3 separate regions of the Mus musculus genome follow, and regions 1 and 2 are each linked to region 3. Evidence: chromatin loops called from intact Hi-C (ENCODE). Cell type or tissue: left cerebral cortex. All regions are shown on one strand.

Region 1 (2,500 bases), 71 kb before region 3:
TTGGCTGAGTCCATGCTTTCTAAGACTCCATGGACACACAGACAGATCGGACCACACAATTCCCTCCTTCCGTTTACTGCTATAGATTCCTGCCTCGGGCTTTTCTTGCCAGCAGGGACTGTTAACTCAAAGACTTGCTTCCACTCTCTTCCTGGGGCTTTGGAATACCTCCTGTCTCTATGGTAACACAAAACACAAAGCACTAGAAATGTACCATACAGTGGGCAGGAAAAAAAAAAAACACGCCTCAGAGTACAGTACTTTTGGTAAAGCTGAAGAAGGTGCTGACGGCAGGCAAACAGACGAGGAAGGATAAGCAATTAATTGTTCCTTCTTCCATTTGTCATACAGTCTTTAAGAGCTACACGTGTCATCACAGAAGAGACCTTGGAGTCTGTCTATGGAGCTGTATAATCCACATGGTATTTGAGATTAAGAAACATGTACTGGGGAGCCACGATAGCCATATATGTCTAGGAATTCACAGTTCATTTAATCATTGAGAGAAATAAGTTCTCTATCAAATAAGCCCCCACATTTATATGTTATGAAAGACATTCTAGATACTTTCAAGTATCCTGCAGCCGGCAGCAAGGGTCACTGATCTATATACAACAGTTCTAGAAATGACCACAATTTACCCTCAGTTATGTTCTCACTTGATCTTTTAGATGACTTAAAGCTGTTGAACATTTTTCTGGATTTAATGATTGTATTTTCTACTATATTTCCTCTTTTTATACCTGTTAATGTTTTTGCTTAAGATATCATGCAAGGTTTTGTTCAAGGGTCAGGACAATTATATCAAGAACACTGCACAGAAAACTCTAGTGTGATGTACTGTAAAGATAAGGCAAAAAAAAGAGATGAACCTCACATGGTAAAATCATCTCTTAGTTGCCACAGTATAACATCTCTCCCAGTTTTCTGGAGCAGGGCACCATAATAAATGCACATTTATTATTGTGTCATTCCTGAATAATTAGAACACTCAGATCCCTAAGTTATTGGACAGTTCCAATCGTTTCTGGTCACAGACAGCATTTCTAAAGTTTTTCTCTGAAACATGACAATATATATGAGGAGCCTTAATGAAACCAACATAAGAATATTCAAGAAGCCCCACATTTACACATAAGAAAGACATCCACACTGGCATCTAACAAAACATCCCATGTAACACTGCTGCACGTGCATTGCTGCTGGAAGCTGGCTGGGAGGAGGTCTCCTGAAGATGCGTGCAGACTGCTGCTAACGGCAGCTGGGTGCTCCATTTCCAGGAGCTGCCCTCACAGTGAACAGGAGTCCATCCTCTACACACTGCCCTCTAACATAGACTAATGGAACGTCGGGGGAGATAATCTCATTAGTAGTACTCCTACTTTAGAAACTCAAATTTCCTTCCCCATTTCTCTCTCTTTTTAAAGACACCCCTGTACTCAGGGAGGCAGGCAGAGCCTTGGTACAGAAGCCAACTTCCTAAAAGCCCCCAGTAAACTAAGATGTAGCTACAGTTATAGCCACTAGAGGTCAGCCAGTTACACCTGTCACTAATAGATTTAGTGAACAATATTGTACCCTGAATAACTTTTAGTGATTTTGAAAACATGGAATGAACATTCCTTTGCAACCATTACATATAGCAGCATACTTGAGAACTATCTGGTTTTTAAAACCTTTTGTGAATGGTCCTTCTTTCCTATACTGGCTCACATTTTCTTTGGAAGAGGAAAGAATGCAATGTGATGAGTATGTCTCTCTCTTTTTTTTTTTTTCTTAGAGACAGGGTTTCTCTGTAGTCCTGGCTGTCTTGGAATTCACTCTGTAGACCAGGCTGGGCTCAAACACAGAAATCCGCCTGCCTCTGCCTCTGCCTCTGCCTCTGCCTCTGCCTCTGCCTCCCAAGTGCTGGGGTTAAAGGCATGCACAATTAATAGGCTCTTGCGATGTAAGAAGGCTGCAAGAATTGAACTGCAGGAAAGCGGAAGTCTGTAGTTTCACCAAGTTCATTTTGGTGACAGAACTTTAGTGAACCTCCACACTCAGTCTACTTTACTCTTTGAATGCTCTGTGCATTTTCTTCTTGTACATACTAATCTTATGCATGCACAGACCTAAGTATTAGAGGTCAGATTAATTAAATGAATGAAGTCATTGTCAAGTCAGGTTTGCTACATGATATACTAGATATGTGCTAATGACATAATTATGAACTGTAACAACCCACAGAGCGCTTAGATTTCATACATTACACCTCTGACACAATTATATCCACATTCTCAGTGTCTTGTCAACAAAGCATCTACAAGCACTTCCCTCCATTTTTGGCTGCCAAAAAAAAAAAAAAAAAAAAAAGGGCTGCAATCAAATTCTACATTCAGTGTCAGGTGGGTAGACACAAGCTTGTTGTCTTATTTGCATTCCTACACGGTTGAATAAAGTCTGAGGAAGGAGGTTTTGATGTGTAGAAACCTTCTGGGGCTTGGGGAAGACTAAGTAC
Region 2 (2,500 bases), 89 kb before region 3:
ACTAATTAAGAAAATGCCCTATATATAGCAGGATCTTATGGATGTATATTCTCATTCGTGGCTCCCTCCTTTCAGTCATCTCTAATTTATGTGTCAAGTTGACATGACTAACAAGTAAAGCAAAAAGAATTTTGGTCATGTGCTTACATTAGTTACTGAGCAAGTTAGTGGCAGAAGCCAGGTGCGCTCTCAGGAGATACTGGGACTGTTTTAGACAAAGCTGAAAACATTTGCCAAAGACAAGTGTGAAGTAATTCAAAGCTGAGTTTCGTAACAATGATATCCTGAATCCTTACAACTTTGTAGAGCAGAAAGACAGAACCAGCTCAGCACAGTTATGGTCAAGGTCACATCAGCCCTTTCTGTTCTGGTCTCAATTACGTTGATGACTGAATTCTAAGCTTGACCTCAAGTCATTGCAATATCCTACCCCATTCATCCTTCCATTTTCCTAGACAGGCATATCCTACTCTTTCTTCTCTTTTCAAACCTCCAGCATATAAACCCAGCCATTTGGCCCATTCATACATCTCCCCTTAGCATCTAGCATCTGTCAATACCTTCCTTCCTATTAGGATGGGTCAACATCCTGCTATCCCCAGAACAAGCTCTAGGGTCTCACTCCTGCTGTGCTAATGCCTTCCCTTTGTCAGCACTCCCCCTTTGGAACTATCAAGGTGTAGCCCTCCCTGTTGTCATCCCTGTCCTGGCTAATTTTATGTCAACTTGACACAAGCATGAGCCATTTGCAAGGAGGAAATCTCAATTGAGAAAATGCCTCCATAAGAGACTGCTATAGGACATTTTCTTAATTTGTGATGGATGTGGAAGGGCCGAGCCCATTGTGGGTAGTGCCATCCTTGGGCTGGTGCTCCTGGGTTCTATAAGAAATCAGGCTGAGAGAGCCATGAGAAGCAAGCCAGAAGCAAGCAAGCAGCGTCCCTCTAAGGCCTCTGCATCAGCTCCTGCCTCTAGGTTCCTGTCCTGTCATCCTTCAATGATGGACTACATCCGTGGAAGTGTAGGTCAATGAAACCCTTTCCTCCCCAGCTTGTTTTATGGTCATGGATTTCATTACAGCAATAGAAACCCTGACTGAGACAAGTCTCAGCATACACATTTGTTGTGATAACTTCAAACTCAAGAGAGAAGGGCATTTTTATTTGTTTTCACTTCTGCCTCTGCTATGCCCTCCATGCTAGGCTCCTTTAAAGAACCCCTTTGAAGAAGCCAGACTCTTGCCTCTGGTCTTCCCATTTATGCTCCTCTTGAACCCACACTCATCCAATTTTGATATTTTACTCTTCTCAAACAATTCTTGTGAATGTCACCAGTGGACCAACTGTTGAAACAAAGGACAGCAGCTACTTAGACATCTTTGCCCATGAGATGGCAGTTGAAGTGTCCGGCACAGCCTGGCATGCTTCTTTTAGCACTTTGGTGTTTGAACTTCTCTGAAGGCTTCAGCCAATAACCAGTGGGCCAATGCAGGGAAAAACATTTAGATCCTTTTTGAGAAACTCAAAATAGTCATGGGTTTGCCATTTGGGATAAGATGCTAAAGGAATGGCATGGTATTTGAGTCCTCTGCAGTTTCAGAAGGAAACACTTTCATGGAAGCAACTGATAAGATGTGAAAAACGAAGATAGATGCTACTCCACAGAACCCCTGGAAAAATAGCCAAGTGTACAAGGCACATTAAATGGGAGAGCTTGTGGCCCCATCAGCACTTGCCCAATAACTATTCTCTTCCAGAAGCAACACTCCCCTCTCTGCACAGCAACAAATCCACCAGGCCCCTAGTTGCTATTTGGATTAAATTTTTCCATAGCTGTCTTTCAAACAACGTAGGACTAGCAATTCTGTAAATTAGAATTCATGGATTTGCAGAAGTAAATTATAATTTGATGTGGGTGGCTTCATCCTTCACATCTCAAGTTAGAAATACAATATGGCACACTTGGACATATGGACTCGGTGAAAGGTAAGGCTGGTGCTGCAATAAAAAGAGAAGCGTTTCTATTTATCCTCCACAGAAATCTTTGCCAACACACATTTTAAAAATGGAAACTGAAGATACTAAGGCAAAATAGGATGACTGCTTGAGTTTTCTAAAGGGAGTACTTTTGTACAATTTTATGAATCAAATCCTGGGCTTTCCTTTTTTTTTTTTCTTTTCTCTTTAAGATATTACCATTGATGTCTGTGTGTAATATATCCAGGACCCCTGCCAATACTCAGGGCCACTGGTAATGGCAGCACCGCTAGGCGATGAGACAGCTTCTATTCTTAGTACCAAACACATAAGGAAATCCAATACACATATCCTGTATGTTTATCTGTGGAACTATTCAGGATAAAATACATAGTATTTTTTCTATAAAGTAGGAAGACTACCGAATTTCAGTTTAACTCTCCATATGATTCTTCCTATAAGAATCAAATCAAAGAGCCCACCATAGCTTTCCATCCCTCTGTGAATTGAAAGTTGGACTGTTG
Region 3 (2,500 bases):
ATATTTTACAAAGAAGTAGTATTATTTTAAAATATTCTTGTCTCACTTAAACTCTAGAAGTGGAGAATACACAAGTCTTAGAAGTTGCAGCAAGTCTGTTTCAAACATTAGGCTTTCCTCCCTGCGCTCTATCTTATCTTTAGCTATTATTGGGTAATCGGCATACCAATTTTGCCCGAAACTAAACAAACATTAAGCTGATAGTAGGAATCGGCTTGATGTAACAGTTCCACAATATTAGTTCTATTCAATTTTAATAGGATGTACCACCAGGCTGTTCAATTAGAAAGTAGATAGGCTACATTTTGCCTCAAAAACTACCTCAAAATTTATTACTGTGTTTATATAGTTCTGGTGGAGTAAAATTTAAAAATCCCACGAACTAACCATTTTATGGGTCAATACAACTTTAAAGGGAAGATATAATAGCATAATCATAACTCACATTTTTTCCTTAAAATTATGATGATTATTCTTCCTCAAGTGCCTGTAGCAATTAGGTTTCATGAGGAATTACTACTTGCCAGGTTTAAGCACATTTTCTCAAATTGAGCTAGCTTGAAAGACCAAGCAATTGGTAGACATCACTATATCTTTTATTTTCCAAAAGGAGTGAGCTCACATTTCTGCTGATTTTCAGTTTCAGCTCATTTCTGGCAGTTAAATAATAAGTCTCTAAAAATAAGGGCTTATGAAGAGAGGGGGAGTTACCAACACAGGCCGAATCCAATACCTAAGTGAATGGCAATTGGTTGGTTGTGACAAAATGAATATTTTTACCCTAGGACACAGTAATACAGTTTCAGATGGAAATAAGCATAACCATCGATCTATCTCCTATAGCCTCCGGGCATTCTGATATTGAATGGAGGCCTGGATGAACAGGTGTTATGATTTGCCCAGCACCTACCTCTGAGGGGCTGGTGTCAAATTAATCTTCATGTCATCAGTGCCTTCGCAACAGGTCTTAAGCAGTCTTCTCTCCCTCTAAGTCCCAGCTCAACAGTTGTCAGGGTCTGAGTCAAGCTGTGCTTCTGCCCACACAGTGGCACTCTCAGCACTGTAGGCTGCTCGCATGATTTTTTAAGCAGAGCAGCCGGTTGCCTTCAGCAGCAATGCTTTTGGGGGCACTCCGTGCTGTTCACCCAGTGTCTCTGGCTGCTCTACAACTGTGCTAGTTAAGGGATCGACAGAAGGAACAACAAATGGCTACAATTAGCATTCGCCCTGCTCCCGCAAAAGAATTTCATTGCTATGGCAACAGGAGTTACCCAGACAACACAGGGCTTTGGCTTAGAACAGTGTAGTGCATTGTACCATGTACAGAACAAAATAGCCATAGATCAGGCGCTTTCTTCATGGCACAGAGATCTCTGCCATCATATTTAAGTATAATTTACAATAACTGACTTCTGAGTTTGCAGAGCTCATCAAGGTACTGGCAGTTACGAAATGTCATTGATTTATCGTTTTGAAATTTCAAAAACAATTAAAGAATGATTGTTAGATCTTGTTCATATTGTCTTCAATTTTAAACAGCACCCAAGGCAACCAAGTCTGTGTTTGCTGTCTCACTGCTGCTTACAAATGCCCTTTTCCTTCTGCCAGCTCGATGATATAAATGTATGTAACCTATGACTAATTAATACGCATTTCCCCACATCTGGATATTCAGCCAGGTTCCAAAAGCCTGTAGTTGCAGTAGGAAGGAACAGTGTATCCAAGCAACCTATGGTGAGAGCTGCAAGGCTGGGGGTCTTCGAAATCACTTAACATCAAACAGGAGAATAGCTATCACACTCTTTTTGAAGGAGACTTTCAAAGCAACAAAGTGAGAAGTCCTTGAAACCCGTCTAGTGCTAATAGTGTAAGTAAGATGGAAAAAGTCATGTAGATGGCTTAAGAATGACTTACCCTGGCCATTGTTCCACGCCTCCGCAGCCCAGCTATCTAGCTGTATGGGCCTGTGCTTCTCACAGGTATCAGAAGCATTCTTAAGGAAGTAAAGGCGAGGATGTGTCTCATAAGAAAAGCACAACAAGGCTACTTGGCATAGTTTTAGCACATGCCAGTTATCTTTCTGAAATCTGTAAAACTCAGGTATTTCCAGAAGACCGTCTTTTTCTCAGTGTCCCTGTCAGCAGGAGAATCAATAGTATCATTAGGAAGAGCTCACATAGACTGAGTGCAAGTGCGTCAGTGTGGCGTGGTGTAGTTCTCACAAGTCCTATAAAAAGCAGGTAGAACTGATGCCCACTGATGGTTGCTTTCATCTGCGGAAACTGACGTGCAGACAGAGTCAGGATCTGTGATTACCAAACAGCAAAGCTGTGATTCAAAGGCAAGTCAGCTCTGTAAGGTTCGGCTTCTTTGAACACACATTAAGTCATGTTGTAATTTTAACGCTTCAATCTCTTTTTCACAACTTCAGTACAAACTTTATAATGGGAAAAAAATCTAAGTGGGAAAAAGCAAGGTATCCGAGAAGCATACTGATGCT

The links. A loop is a pair of places that touch in the nucleus more often than their neighbours do. Peaks named below come from ENCODE experiments on the same cell type or tissue, not always from the same donor. Only the 100,000 strongest peaks of a DNase experiment are listed, where the experiment ranks them.
Region 1: it touches region 3 in a loop (4-fold over the local background); 2 of 42 quality-filtered maps call a loop at or near these places.
Region 2: it touches region 3 in a loop (5-fold over the local background); 2 of 42 quality-filtered maps call a loop at or near these places.

What each region holds. Positions count from the first base shown.
Region 1 is chr14:86,677,086-86,679,585 of GRCm38, forward strand. The region is part of intron 27 of Diaph3 (diaphanous related formin 3); the gene reads right to left. Among named protein-coding and RNA genes, the nearest start is that of Gm33025, 120 kb to the right of the region's middle. In left cerebral cortex, CTCF peaks have their summits at 108 and 1,524 (motif pointing right); DNase peaks (open chromatin) are centred at 132 and 1,418.
Region 2 is chr14:86,658,757-86,661,256 of GRCm38, forward strand. The region is part of intron 27 of Diaph3 (diaphanous related formin 3); the gene reads right to left. Among named protein-coding and RNA genes, the nearest start is that of Gm32969, 130 kb to the left of the region's middle. In left cerebral cortex, no CTCF peak of the experiment used is centred here; DNase peaks (open chromatin) are centred at 1,453 and 1,971.
Region 3 is chr14:86,747,908-86,750,407 of GRCm38, forward strand. The region is part of intron 27 of Diaph3 (diaphanous related formin 3); the gene reads right to left. Among named protein-coding and RNA genes, the nearest start is that of Gm33025, 45 kb to the right of the region's middle. In left cerebral cortex, a CTCF peak has its summit at 1,046; DNase peaks (open chromatin) are centred at 1,158, 1,821 and 2,294; H3K4me3 peaks cover 715 bases; H3K27ac peaks cover 1,851 bases.